Regions from separate parts of the Homo sapiens genome. Here region 2 is linked to region 1. Evidence: chromatin loops called from intact Hi-C (ENCODE). Cell type or tissue: endothelial cell of umbilical vein. All regions are shown on one strand. Links, peaks and the distances in the headings refer to the core of each region. The heading gives the core; the rest is flanking DNA.

Region 1 (7,788 bases), core at 1,871-5,870:
AGCTGACAACTGGAAGTTGCAAACTTTACACAGAAGCAATATTTCCAGTATTTTCCCCAAGCAATCATGAGTAAATTGCTCACTAGGGGTGGAGATGGTTTCCAGCCAGTTCTGCCTCTTCTGATCTGTGCACCCTGCAAAGCTCAGTCAATGCTAGGTAACTGATCCTTCATAAGTAAGTCTGCTGTTTAGTGCAGATGAAGAATTCAGAGTGGTATAATTTGGACAGGGAGGAAACTTCTGTGCAGTGGAATGTATTAAAAGCAAATAACTTGTACTTTGTTCAAGGCAAGAGCTATAGAAATAGAATTTATAATTTTTAATTATCCAATGACAGAGACGGCCACCTTTTTTTTTTTTTTTTTTTTTTTTGAAATGAGGAAAAACAGGTCATAATTAACAGCTTGTCTTGGGTTTCATTGTAGAAACTTGCAAAATACATCCCTATCAATCACTATTGGCAAAGAGAAGTCAAAATTATGACCTAGAAAGCTGTATGAAAAAACTGTTAAAAATAATGGGTTTAAAAAATTGACTTCCTAAACCTTCAATAGAAGATTTGGAAAAAGAATGCTGCATATAAACTGAGAGAACCTACTGTATATTTTGATAAGAGGCCTGTGCTTCTATTATTCAACAAAACATTTGCTACCCTGCAAATATCACTGTATTAATTTATATAAAAGCTGTATTTTTTTTCTGAGTTGTAACCACTGTGATTTAAATTTTGAAAGAGAAGAGAAAGTTAGTTTCAGAATGGCATGCAGAACTGTGCCAAGATCCAACATCTTCTCTGGGAACAAAAGGGAGGCCGCCCTTCTGTAGCTAGTTGCGTCATCAACGTGTGGGTCAAGGAATTAGGTCCCAAAGGATTCCTGGGGTTGCAGCTGTGCCTTCTGGGAGCTGGCCTAGAAGGGTGGAGCTCAGCTATCGGGCCAGGAGAGCCTAGTGGGAAGGAGAGATTTTACTTTAGCTCCCTCAGGCAAGATTCTAAAAGTACAGTTTGCTTTGCAAATGTTCTCATTTTACACACAAGCACACCAAAGTGTGAACACACACAAATTAAGGTGATAAGTATGCCTAGGCCTTGCATACCAGAAAAAAGCAATGGAGAACATTTTTCCCTTCTGTGGCAGTTCCAGGGGATCTTGTTTAGCTTAGCTGGGGATAAAGGTGACAGTTAAAAATAGCCTACTTCGCTCATGAAAAAATGGTACTGCATCAAGGTAGCTTTTTTGAGGCAAAAGAATCATTCTAGGTTTGGCAAGGTAGTCCTTGTAAGAGCACTGGCTTGCTTTTGGAGTGCACCCATCATCTTCATTTCAGGATTGGCAAGAAGGTAAGTTCTTAATGATGACATAGTTAAGAAACACAGATAATTTTGGATAAAAGCTGTGTTTATGCCTAAATGATGATCTCTTTGGGTTACACAAAAGGATTAGTAGTGAGGCTGCTTTCTGACTGCTAGATTTGCCGCATACAGGCACAGCTGGGTATTAACAGAAGTCAGACCGATTTGGGGGACTCGTGAACTTGTCCCGATCATTGCTACAGCCCCAGTAGGAATGCATTTTAAATCAATCCATCAGAGATCACTATGGTAGTTTATCTGATGGATTTATCTTTGCCTATAGTATATGAATATGGAAAGCAATTAAATGTGTGTTTACAGTTTGATAAACATTCATCATAAATTATACATTTTAATTTCATTTATTAGTTGGGGACTATGGAAAGCAGGAATTTCATTGCATACAAACTGCCATTCAGATTGAAGGATTAGCAGTTTCCTGAAAAGGTGCAGTAATTGTCCAAACAAATTCCATTTCTATGTTAAGTTAGTCACTACACTGTTTGTTTGTATTCAGAATTTTGGAAAGGCAAAAGTAGCATACCACTCGACTACACTGTTTGTCACTTACCCTTCCAATAGCTCTAACTCTGTCATTAAGTATAAATCTAGTGTGAATGAACTTTCTATCATTTGACACTTTGTATGAATGCTGTACTCACCATGTGAATTTTGAGCCCTATTTATGTATAAAAGAACTTGGTCCAATCTTTTAGTATTAGCATGCTGAGCAGTCTCCATGATATTATCTCACCATAAAATGACTCCAAAAATCTCAGTTATTAATGGGATTAATGGTGATAACATAATTCCAGAAAGTTGCTACTCTATATGTAGATATATTGGCAATAAAAATCAGTCACTGTATGCCTTTCCCCAGTAGGGGATCTCTCACTTTTCCCTGATTTTTAAAGGCTTCAGATCAATAACTGGAGTGACATTATTAACAGCTCCCTCAACACCTTGGCCAGCGCTAATATTAAATCCATTACACCTTCTGTTTGACATTTGCAGTACAGCAGAAAGTGCTGTAGATACAGTCACATTGTCTGGGGACTGGGGTTGGATGTGGGGTTAGTAAGATGGTTTCCCTTGCCTAACTTCTAAATTCAGTTCATTGATAGAAATCTTGACCCAATACAAAAAATATCCCTTCACAACAATATACCAGATGGTAAATAATTCACCCATAGAAGTACAAGTATATGTCATATCCAAGCCGTTTTTTTATACAAAATATTGATCCGATCCTCAGATAAATTTTTACGTTCTTTATGGTTATTCCTAGACATTTGTTAGTCTAATTATACCGCTTACTGTGAAAATCATCTAATGATGTCAGAGGAATTGAGCTCCTGTTTCTGTAGAATTAGGAGTAGTCAGCAATTTACCATAGCACAGAGGCATAAGTTGAAACTGAAGTTTATTTGCATTCAGGCAAGTACTCTACTGTTTCCATTTTGCTGGCCTTAAAAACATTCGGGACATAGCGTAAGTATAATAGCATAAAAATCATACTACTATAATGATGATCCTAATGCCACAAAACAGGCTAGATTTTGCCTGAAAATTTAGACAAAACATGATAACCCATACTTTACACAACCAATGGGTTAGCCATGCAGCTGTAGTTATTCATCATCCAAAGTACTGCCTCATGCATTTTGCTAAATTGTCTAAATCCTGGTACAGTATTGATTTTCCCCTCTATGAACTCACACCCACCCAAAAAGCCACAAGAGCCCCTTGCCCTGGCTGAGTTCTCTCTGAAGTAGGATCCAGGCATGTTCTTCCTGACAGGGGTCCTACAGAAGAAACTGATCACTCGCTGGTGGGAAGCAAACCACTGGAGACAGAAAGGGAATTTTATCTTAGAGAAACATGAAAATGAAAAAGCTAGTTACCAGAAGTATATGCATTACAATCTTATTTTAGAAAGAAATACAAAAAACCCCACCAAACACATACATACCTACATACACAGGAACAGGAACAGAAACTAAATCTAGGAGGGTACGTAGTGCATATATATGAATAATGGTTATTTCTAGATAGTTGGGATGGTGGTGGTCTTTACTCCTTTTTCCCTGAATTCAGGAAGAAGGAGTAAAACACAACACTTTTACAGCCTAATATAGAGAATATTACTATTTGCCTTCAACATAGGAAGAGTTTTAAAGTTCCTCCAGGATTTCTTGAGAGCTGCTTTTCTGTTTACTAAGCATTTAAAAGGCATGGCACTGAAATTTAAGAAAAAGATGAGGATAGTACTCATAATCCCAAGATGGCAGAATCATTAAGAGTAATAATGAAAAGGCACAAGTAGATCTGCAAAAAGAAAACCCTCCAAATGCCATTGGTCAGAGGTTCTGTGCTCCTCATACTGCGGGAGCCTGCAGGACAGCAAAGGGCAGTCTCTTCCAAAATGTTCCAGTCAACCCCTAAATAGGCACTCTCGGACTTTATAACATTTTAAACAAGGCCACTCATTTATCTTTTGCCTGACTTAAGATTTCTCTGAGATAATACATTGACTAAACTGTTAAAAAATGTGCATACATATAAAATATTTATTTGGGTTTGCTGTACAATCAATGGATCTTTTTTTTCTCCTCCATTATCCTGAGGCTGAGTCAGGACAAGACAATCTCAGGGCTGACAGTTCAAAGAGACAGAATTCCTATTGTGGCATAGTATCACTGCCTCTTAGGCTGGCTTAGTCACTTATTTCCTTCTATTATAATGCCAAATGTTATTTAGATTCCAGTCATTTAGTAATGCTACACTGAACACATCAGGGCTTCTGAAAAATTCCATACCTACTAGTCCTTTCATTTTCATAATAACCATATATCAATATCCCTTTCCCAACTAAATTACACCGTTTAAAAAAGAATCTGTGTTTTATCAGAGTTCAAGAGATTATGATGCAATGAACAACAGTCTTCAAAAATGTTCCTTCATGTTAGTTATTAAGAATTAGGAAATCTTGTTAAAATTCTTTCAGCTTTTAAGAAACATAAGCAGCTTTGTGATGTAGTGCCTGACATGAACTTTTTAAGTAATTCCCTTGGAGCCATCATCTGCATTAGTGAAGATATTTCATTTAAGGTAGCACCCTACACTGCTTTTCAGTATTTGAGCAGTCAGTCAATCTCATTGCTCTTTTAAGCCCCAGATAGAAAATAACCAACACTGCAGACTTTGAAGGTTAAGGTAGCTTAACGTTCTCTACTGGTGAGAGTCACATTCACCATCAAGGAAGAGGGCCTCTTCTTATGCGAGTGTAGCTGATGAGCCCAAGTCAAGTGATGTGGAAGGCAGAGTTTTCAATCTCACTAGCAAGGATGGCTAAAGGAAGGCTGGTGAAGGCAGGGGAAGGAAACCTAAGTAAATTTGTAGTATCTTTCAATCACACTTCAATGTTAAATGATTGATAGAGTACCTTTAAAGGAGAGAGTTAACAGTTGAAGGAGATATATATTCTCCTACAGTCTAGAAGTAATAATCTGTAAGAACTGTGTTCTACTAGTGTACCTAGGGTTATTTTATGCATGCTAGGGCTTCATAGAAGGCATGGGATTTATGAGAGTTCTTATATTGACATATTTATTTGGGCTTGCTGTCGTATTTAGACTCTAGCCTAGGATACTCTAGCAGAACTGGTTTACAGGCTGTGGATTTTTTTTTTTTTCTCCCAAAGTCTCACTGTCAACATGTATTTGGGGAGACATCAAACTCAGTATGAATTGACAGGATGATCTAGCTTCCAAGAAGACCAAATTTAACCTCAGGCTGCATTAAGAGAAGTATAGTAGCCTACCCTGAGAAAGGTGACAGTTCCTCTGCTTTGCACTAATCAGAATATATCTAGAGGGCTGTGCTATTCTCTTCACTGTATTTTTAGAGGGTTCTCTGCAAACTGAAGCACAGCCAGGGCAGGATGACTAGGATGGTGAGGCTTTTAGGAACACGCCATTGAATAAGGGTTGTGAATTAGCACTGTTTGACCTGGAAAGGAGAAGGATGACAGGAGGAAAGGAGGATCTGATGTAATTGACTTCACATGTGTGAGAAGCTAGGATAGGGAAGAAGGAGTAAATCAGAAATGTCCCAGAGGGCAGACCTTGGATCAGTGGGAAGTTGCAGCGAAGCAGATTTGGGCTCCATATCAGGCATAACTATCTACGAGAACTACTCAACAAGGGAGTGGGCAGCCTCGCAAGTTCATGAGCTTCCTATCAGGGCAGAATCTAGCAGAGACTGGAAAGGCTGCCTGCTGGTTTTGCTGTAGAGATTTGGCTGCGTATGTTGGAGGTTGGATAAAAGGATCATGAAGATCCTTTCAAACTTGAGCATTTGTGATTCAAGGAAACAAACTTTTCTAAGACCTTCCCTCATACAAAGGCTTAGAAACTTAAATTCTTTCATGCTGCGTGTTTGAGTCATGAGGAAGAGGTTCTCCAACATCAGGATGAAAGAGTAGAAAACCGTTTGCATGTGCTGTTTCTCAAATATGCCCAGATATGAACATTCTATTGACTAAAAAACAGTTCCAGTTATCTCGCTGACATAGCTGCTCAGTAAAGTCAGTGAGCTATGGTATAAGAATATATCACTTGCCCACCTGAACAAAAGTATTTTCATTTTTAAAAGGTAAAGAATAATCTTAAATATTCTCTTTTCTCATGTGTGGGGCTCACTGAAGAAGGATGATCACCAATGCTAAGAATAATGAATGCCCTAGAAACTACAGTTAACTTCAGTGAGGAAAATGGATTGGTTCTTAAAATACTTCCAAGAGTCAAATGTGTGTTGTTTTTTTTTTTTCCTTCTGTGTGAGAAAACATATCGTGATTACTTCTAGGCAGGCCAAATTATTGTCTTCGAAGTATGTTGAGTTATTTTAATGTTAATCTTAACATAGGTTTTTCTATTTTTCTTGTTAATAAAATGCTTTTGTATTACGAATCTATTTTAAAACAACAGATCAAGTAAAGTACAAGCATCTTTGAAGAGTGAAAAAATAATTTTCCAAGTAAGCAAATACAACTTTGCACTTCAAATCAGGCCTTGATTCATCAAAAAATCTTAAACTTCTCATGAGAAAAATTAACATTTAAACCACTGCTGCTTGGCCAAGCACTCCACCACACAAGAATATGAAATATCTCCTCTAAAAAAGTACAAAAAGGACAAAACCACAAATGTGGAACTTCAATTAATTTAAAGCCCCAATCAGCAAAGAATAAATCCTTCGCAGATCTAATTACCAGCGCTCTCGGAAGACCCAGGCCGACCAGCCAATCTTCCCCGTGTTTGAACAGCTTGATGAACTAGGGGACTGATGGATATCAAGTCATTTTGTTTAATTTATAAATGGATTTTCCCCTAATACTTAAATTATCATCAGTACAACACAATGAAAATGGGAACATTCTGAATGCAAAGTCTATAAGAGTCCTGGAAGGAATCCCAATGAGGAATGTCACCTCTGTTCATTCCTCTATACAATTGATCTAATTAAATACTGAGGGTAGAAAGGCAGTTTAAAATGTAGCCATTTCTGTTTTCTTTTTAGCCTTAATTTATCTGTTCACATCTTTCAAGTACCTTCTGATGCTTTAAAAAAATAAAGAAACCAAGATTTCTACAAGTCCCTGATACTTTTAATTCTCCACGAGCTACTATTTGGAATGCCTCTGCCATAGATTTTGCTGAATAATAAATAAACGCATTACATTTAGCCATGGTAACAATAAAATGAAGAGGGTATTCCAAATCGGAAGCTGTTCCCTCTAGTAATTTGAAAGAGAAACTAAAAGAACTAGTACCTTCTACATGTATTGTTCAACTGAAATTAGATCTCTGGATTATACTTATTAAAATGTCTCCTTATTTTCAGATCTCTTCCTTATTTAATTACTGCATGGGACTGGAAGCTGCATGGAATTGTTAAATACCCTTAGACCTATTTATAGTCTCTTCACATGGGTAACTTGAGCACACTCATTTGGCAAAGGTCCTGCCCACCAACCCACACACTGGGTTTGCAATTCCCACCTGGCTCGGGGGTCTCCGACTGAGAGGAGGAAGATGCTGAGCTGGCTCCGTCCTCAGCAGTGCCCTGTGACAGGAGACCCCGCCCAGGGGGGAGCTTCATGCCCAGCTGCTCAGCCATCTCCACGTGATCTCCGGGGTGGACATAGTCAAAGACACTGCTGCCTGTCAGCTCCACCTAGAGGGCGAGAGAAAGGGTGGGAAGGAAAGACATTATATAGGCTTCTCCATTTTCAAATTCAACACAGTGATTCAGATTCTGAGTAGAAAAGAAAATACATTCAGGTCCCAGAAACAATCCTGGTTCTGTCTTCATCTTCAAATACTTAAGAATTCTTGAGGTGAAAGAGAAAGATTTTTTCACATGTATTTATTTA
Region 2 (7,788 bases), core at 1,789-5,788, 200 kb after region 1:
GCTTCTTTTCAAAAGGAATTTACTATCCAAAAGGTTGAGTTTGGGAAACGAGCCAACTCAAGCCTCCTGAGAAAAAGGGGAAAACAATCTCATTTATTTAGAAACAAGGATAATTTTGATAATGTTGGAAATGTCTTTCCCATACTTTTTTTTTTAATTCTCTAAGTCATGCAAGGGGTTCTAGAGAGCCTGAAACCCCAAGAAATTCTTCACAAATGGAAAGAAATAAGTGTGTTCAAAAATTGCATCCTGTCAAAAGGACAAACGCATTTCCTTCTGTCCCAGAAAGAGGGAGCTGGCAAAGGAGACAGCCAGAAGGGTTAAGCACAAGAGGAGTTTTGCACAAAATTGGAGATCAAGAAATATTGATTGGCGCTTGCTAAGATGGAGAGACTGACCGAGGAAAAGTGCCCACAGAGTGTCGGTGTTCTTTTGATGCTGCCAACTCCTATAAGAACTTTGCTGTACCCTCTAGGGATCACAAGCTGCACTTTGAAAACATGGCTTTAGAGCTTTTCTTAACAGCACACAAACAGAAATTCCTTTGGGGGTAACTTGTTTTATTTTATTGTCATCTATAACATTTGCATTAATGATGTGACAGAGTGACAAGTGGGTGAAGGGTGGTCTAGATAAGCATCTAGGTGACAGTGACCTCCTGTCTTCACTAGGGACCTCACAGTTTGGGGGTGGGGTAGTAAGGCTAGTCTACACTCTGCTGGTAGAGACTAGTGGTGATGGTACCAGTAATATACATCTAGTGGCAAAGCATATATATTTATTACCCTTGCTAGAGCGAGCTGTAAGTGCAGGCAACATGCATGCATTTAACATTAAAAAGGAAAAGCATACTCTTCATAAACATGCATTTGCTAATCTTAGTTGGCATAATGAAATAGCTGAGGTACCTTAGCACAAAGAAATATTAAAGCGCATTGGTTTAACAATAATGTCGTGCTTTAACTGCACGTTTATTTTCCTTAGCCTTTTATTGCCATAATGACATTGGTTAAGTTAAATAGAAGTCAGCATCATTTGGCCGGAATTGACAACAATTAGGAAAGCTGCCTAGCTGTGATGTTTCTACCTTCCCTGATAACTATGGCCAATGAACAAGTTATTGTGTCTAAGGAACTCCATGGTAGAAGAGACTTTAATGAGATTGGCAGCCAGAGAGTTAAAGGCAAATTCAAGGCCATGAGATTAAGGCTCAGGGTAAAAGGCTTTTCAACCCTGGACCTCAGCCAGGATATCAAAAAAGAAGATAACACAAGTATAATGTTTTCCAATTGCCAGTGTGCCGTTTCCAAATATTTGACTATTCTGTATCAATGTTTAAGTTTTAGTTCATGAGATTACAGGGCTATTCAAGATCATTAATAGTAGTCCCTGTTTTGCCCAAACGCAACTTTCTAAACATACAAAATTCATCAGGCCTGGTAGTGATCCTGCAAAACAGAGTGAATCTAACACAATAGAATTCCAGGTATGATATAAATCAAATTTTACTTCATCTGTCTTCAGGGGTGGGAGACTGGCAGAGTTCTAATCATATACATATTTAAATTTGTAATCAGACTCCTTGGGAGGACAGGCTGTTGTGTTTACCAGGAGCTTATCGCTAAGGCTTCTGGGGACTAAGAATGGTTGGTTGTAAATCCTGTCATTTTGGTGACTTAATATTTTATATTATCATGATATTAGCATAATTGTGACCTCTGCATTGTAGCATTTTATGTGTTTCCAGTGTAACTTTTGATGCTTTACTAAAGTCAACAAAAATTCCCATTATTCCCTCTTTTAGAGCACATTTGGCATGAAGTATTAAGGTTGATTTAATGTTATTAGTGCTTAAAGTGGTGCAAAATCCATGAATATACACATCCATCTCCCAGTTCACCGTAACACTGCCATAAAATGCTAGGAAATGAGTGATAAACATTTCCTCTCCGTTTTTTCTCTTTCCCTAATTTTTCCTGCTGGAGGCTCTGCCTCTACCCAGAGGGCATGCGAGTGTTGCCAGTTCCCCCACACAGATCAATCACTAGGGCTTCCACATGCCCACATAATAGCACAACAGGAGAGCTTGGCTCAGCTGCAAGCCTCATTAAAACTATTCTCAAAGTAACAGCAAGGTTTGGGGAGCACTCTACTTGGACCAGACTCTGCATATTTTCCAAGATAATGACCACAGAAGAAGCATTAGAGGACATAGTTCCTTTTATTTGTGATTTTGGCAAGTTACAAAAAATAGTGAAGCAAAGCTAAGTATTTCAAAGGATGTCCAATGGCAAACTCTTTTTTTGAAATTCTTAGTGAAAAATTATTACTATGGTAAAACTACTGAGGCTTGAAGGGCTGTAAGGGGCAAATGAACTTGGAGAGACTAAGAAGCTCCGATTTTCTGGCTTTTGGATCCGAAGTGTTTAATCAGAACTAGCAGGGAAACCTAAGTCCAGAAGTCACCCCATCATGGGTCCCAAAATATTCCATAGGCTACTTATATGGCTGTGTGTGTGTGCTGTGTGTATGTGTGCTATGAGTGCATGAGTACGTATGTTCTGTGAATGAGCGTGTTGTATGTGACTGTGTGTTTGTGTGTGTGTTGGGCACATGATCACGTTATCTCTGTTCAGAGTTAGGGATGGACGGTGAGAGCAATGTCAACATCAAAACACAGGAGTCCCAAGTTGATTTTTCCCGTAGATCCCTGTATCATATCCTCTTCTGGGTAGCTTCTCTCTTTCCATAGTGAATCTGGGAAGATATTCCATTACCACAGCAATCTAATGTGTCCACAGTTTGGAAAGAAGAAACTAAAAGGGTTCTGAGAAAAGCATCCTCTCTTTCCACCCCTACCCCCATCACCAAAAGATGAAAGATGGTAAATAGGATCTATTTTTAAAAGACAAAAGAAGCTGAAATTATTAAATCCAGAAGGCAACAAAAGGCTAAAAAGGGTGAATTTATCATTGCATGTGTGTACACAAAGTATTTTTATAAAAAGGGTGTTGACAAACTCTTTTCCACCTCTAAGGAAGACAGAGCAAGATATTAATATTGTAAGATGAATTATTTAAATAAAAGAAAAAGAGAAAGAAGTCCCTGCCTCTTAAGATTTTAGAAAGAGATACTTTGAAATCATGGGCATTTTACTCCAATTCTATTCTCTGTCAAACACTGTCATTTCCAAGTGGTTCCCCAAAAGTCTGTGAGGGTGCAAAATGACTAAAGCAATACAAAGAAAGGCACAGCAGGCAAACTACCAATATATGATGCGGTTCCTGTAGCTCTGAAACAAATACCCCACAAGGTAAAGGGGCCAGGTGGAAAAGCCATGAAAATTGCCATGATGAGAATCCTTAAATAATGAAGTTCCAGTATTTGCTCATTCCCCACATTTTATATTGATGAAACAGAAACAACTGTCCCAAAGTGGGATGGATTTGGAATGAGAAAATGAATAAAAAAATACTCATAAATGTTTAAATTGGGGAATACTAAATTGACAATAGAGGGGTGTATTTTTTCCATTAAGTAGTGTTCAAGTATGATCAAAGTTGTGTAGAAATACCGACATTCAGAGAGGGAAGATTAATATTTATTTGCTTCCACTTCTTATTCTAATGATAACTCTCTACTTAATTGGCCTAGTTAATTTATGAAATCAAATCTAGATCAGTGAAATTGACAAGTAGTCATTGAGGAAAGGATATTACAGTTTAAAAGCATGAAGGATAGCAGTATAAATGATATATGCTATGCTATTAAGCAAGTCACTATAAAGTAAATTACAATGAGCATAGAGGGAATGCATTTTACTGTGTCAAAAACATATTTTTATGCAATGTTCAAACTTTATGTTGAATGGTCAATCTTGACAACAAGATTTCTCTTTCTGACAGCTCATATCTATATTTGGATAAAAACCAACAACGTATTAGAAAGGAAGTAAACTGTACATGGGATATAGCGCTAAGGAAAAACCATCGTTATGTTTGCAAGTCTGTGCCTTTTAGGGAGTCTGTAAGGCACGTCTTATTCTTCACCAGGGAAAGCGCAGCCATGGCTTACTAGTAAATCACGTAGTTTCTCATCAAACGGGAAGTGAGGCTCTAGTCCCATCTCAAAGTGAGGATAGCTATGGTCCTTCTCTGGAAGGCAGAGAAGCCAGGCCAGGCAGCTGGCAGAATTTATTTCACTCTGGTCCATGCCCCCTCTGGTGGCTGAATGCCAGGGTGAAGTAACACAATGAGAAATTGCTTCCCTCTCAGTGGGAGGTGCATTGTTTTCTCTCCCATTCACAAAGGCCCACAGCATTTCCTCAGGCAATTCAGTTTACCTTTAACCCCAACTCTCCAAACCAGAACTAGAAATGCTGTTGTCAAAGAAGACTTCCTCAACAAAACATATAGCAACGGCTTGATGGAAACCAGGAGTGTATAAGGATTTCAGACAGTTCTTGAACTAGTATCTGCTCAAAGATCTGTTTATAAAATTAGGCTTTTTTTTTTTTTTTTTAGATCTTAGTTCTTCCTAGCTCCATGGAAATTTCAGACACATAAAAACTTAAAGTAGGCAAGACTGTGGCATCGATATGCTTTGCACACAGTGAGCACTCAACAGATGTTCTCTAAGTTAAAATGACAAAATCAGACCTATGATTTTTGATGTAAAGAAAAATGCATCAAATTTGTTTTATTCTAATTCTTTTTTAATGTGCATTATTAACTGCATCAATAAGCATGTCAAGTATCCAAACACAACAAAAGGGGAAAATCTTTTATATATTCCATGCCATTATTCTTAAAACTTTCGTGATTAAGATCTATTAACTACAAACATTCTCCAGAATTCAATCTGAGGCCTTCTCTTTTCGTTTTATTTATTCAGAGCTTATCACATTAGATCAAAACTTCTATGTTGATGACTCGATATGTCCTGAACTGATTTTATGTTTCCATCTATGTGGCTTGAAAAAAATTCATTAAAGGTTGAGAGGGTAGGAGTGCATGTCAGCTTCGGAATCAATCAAATCTGTGTTCATTTCCCAGCTAACCCACTCACAAATCACATTACCTTGGGTAAACTACTTAATCTCTCTGAGGCTCAGTTTTCTCATCTACAAAATGGGAAAAATAAAACTTCCTCCTTCACTTGTTGACAGTTTAAATGCACTAAAAATGGGTAAGGTACAGTTAGCATAAGACTACTTGAACTTCATAAGTAATCAGTAAAGTTATTTATTTTTATTTTATTATTGACACCACAATTCATCACAGTTACCCAAACCAAAAACCTAGGCATTGTAATTTTTCCCCTTTCTCTTCACCTCTCACGTTACTAAGTTTTGCTAGTTTAACTTCCTAATCATTCTCAAATTTATACCCTTCTCTTTATCCCTCCTTCCCTGTTCTAGGTCATGGTATGAGCTCTCATTCTCTCTCTCTCTACAAGTAACTTTAAGAAGTTAAATTTGTTTGGTCTAATTAAAAAGCAATCTATTTTTATGCAAAAAGAGTATAGAAATATGTAAAATTAAAGGCGATAGTTTCCTGTAATTTTACCTCCTCTCCGTCCACAAAAGACTTTTGACATTTTTCTGTATATTCTCTTCATTTTTCTTCTATGCATAAAGTAACACATATGTTTTGTATGTTTGTATAGGCAGTTTCCTTGATTATTTTTACTAAACATACTGTAGTTATCTTTCCTTGTCAATATAATCCAGATATATTTCTTTATAATGATCATGTAATATTCCATTTCACATATTTATGGTCAAACTTCTACTCAGTTCATTAATTACAGCATAAATTACTTCTACAAACCTCCTAATAGTTTCCTTTCTAACAGTCTTTTCCCCCTCCAATCTATACCCCATGAAGCAAACAGACTAATCGATCCAAAGTTCAAGCTTGACTCTGTAGTGTCACTGCTTAATACCCTGCATTGATCCTCATTGCCCTGGAGAAAGCGAACGTTCCCTATGGGGTGCAGGATCTCAGTGATCTAGACTCTGCCACCTCACCAGCTTCAGACACTACCATTCCCTGCCTTAATCTTTGCTTGTGATTCCTTGAATAGTACCATATGTTTCTGCTTTCTAGAATGCAGGTGTTGACCAACTTTTTGTAATGGGCCATGTAGTACATATTTGAGGCTTTGTGGATCATATGCCTTCATCACATCTACTTAACTTTGCAATTGTAGTGCTAAAGCAGCCACAGACAACACTGAAATAAATATTGCTGTGGTTCCCATAAAACTTTCTTTACAAAAAAATCAGGCAGCAAGCTAAACTGCATAATTTGACAACTTTGTTTCTAGACAATTTTTCAGTTCAGGTGACACTCCTTCCAGAAAACTTTCTCTCTATTTCCAGTTCTAACTCTCTTCCCATTACACTCAATGCAAGAAGAACACATTGCCTTCTAAAACTGTCGATGTATGTGTTTGGTTTTCTCAGCAGATTATTAACTCCTTGAGGGCAGGACTATGCTTTCTGCCCATCTTTGTGTCTCTAGTACTTACATGCATGACACTTAGTAAGTACTCAATAAATATTCAGTAGATGAATGAATAAATCTCTGGAAAATTATTTTTTAATTATTACTTTGTTCTCTCTAGAAAACATTCCAATTAGGTGATCCGCATTCTCTGAAAGCTAATTAAATTCATCAACTTCTTTCCTCCAGCATCTTTTAACTAGGACTTGCATGTGAATCATGTGGAGGGCTTAAAACACGGGCAGTACTGGGTCTGCTGACAGAGGATTTAGACTCAGGAGGTCTGAGTGAGGCCTTGCATTTATATGTTTTAAATGCCTATTAGGTGAAGATTCTGATGCACGTTCCAGTCATGATACTGATAGAATGCTAGCGTCTCTGCCAATTTCCCAGTTTCCATCAGCCAACCTCCCGGTTCTCCTTGACAATGTGGTATTCTCAGGCCAGGCCTACTCTGCAAAATCTCTCTTTTACTCTGCGAAATCACTATCTTACCCTCATATTTTTATTCTTGACCACAAACACTCTGCAAAGCTCAAGCAAACATGCTTACAGTTCCCCCCGCAGGAAATTTCCGTTTAGATCCACTACTGTTTGATTGGGTTTCGGCTGTTTTTGCTTTTTAAATGGTTTCCATCCGCATTCTATCTCTAGGTTTTCTTATAAGCCTTTTCAAATCCTTTTGGAAAGTAAAATAATATAATCATATCAATAATAAATGTCTTTTTTTTTCTGCTTTGCACACATTTTTTGACTTCTAATCCACCCTCCACCCCACCCCATATACACGCATAGCAAAACCTGCTTTCACACAGGTTTCTCTGAATAAAAGGCAACTTCATCCAGCCACTGAGGACAAAAACACTGGAGTCATCCTTGCCAGTCCTATGGGCTTGACATTCATTTATACAGAATGTGATCATTTCTCACTAACCTCCACTGCTATCAGCTGATTCAAGTAACTACTGTCTCTAGCCTAGAAGATTGTAATACCTTCCTAGTCTTCCAACTTCCAGCCTATTCTCAACAGTCTGTTAGAAAAATGACAGTTAGAGGTGATTCTTTTTGTTTGTTTTTTAAAAACAGCTTTATTGAGATATAATTCACATTAAAGGTATTGTTGTAAAGCCTAAGTCAAATCTTGTCACTCCTTAGCTCAAACCCATCCCACATGGTTTCCCCAAATTACTCAAAATAAAGACAAAACTCCTTACAAAAAGTCTTCAAGGCCCCCTACATCCTGCAAAACCCTCTTACCTCTCCAACCTAATCTCTTCCT

The links. Hi-C counts contacts between places; a loop is a spot of excess contacts. Peaks named below come from ENCODE experiments on the same cell type or tissue, not always from the same donor. Only the 100,000 strongest peaks of a DNase experiment are listed, where the experiment ranks them.
Region 2: a loop joins it to region 1, with 4 times the contacts of the local background. A loop is called at or near these places in 2 of 110 quality-filtered maps.

What each region holds. Positions count from the first base shown.
Region 1 is chr14:33,676,012-33,683,799 of GRCh38, reverse strand. It overlaps NPAS3 (neuronal PAS domain protein 3), which reads right to left. Exons shown (of 12, transcript NM_001164749.2): 6 at 7,415-7,589. Among named protein-coding and RNA genes, the nearest start is that of SNORA89, 29 kb to the left of the region's middle. In endothelial cell of umbilical vein, for the core only: no CTCF peak of the experiment used is centred there; a DNase peak (open chromatin) is centred at 4,019; H3K27ac peaks cover 1,626 bases.
Region 2 is chr14:33,472,283-33,480,070 of GRCh38, reverse strand. The region is part of intron 4 of NPAS3 (neuronal PAS domain protein 3); the gene reads right to left. Among named protein-coding and RNA genes, the nearest start is that of SNORA89, 230 kb to the left of the region's middle. RefSeq lists enhancers at 1,814-2,379, 3,945-4,555. In endothelial cell of umbilical vein, for the core only: a CTCF peak has its summit at 4,226 (motif pointing left); a DNase peak (open chromatin) is centred at 4,250.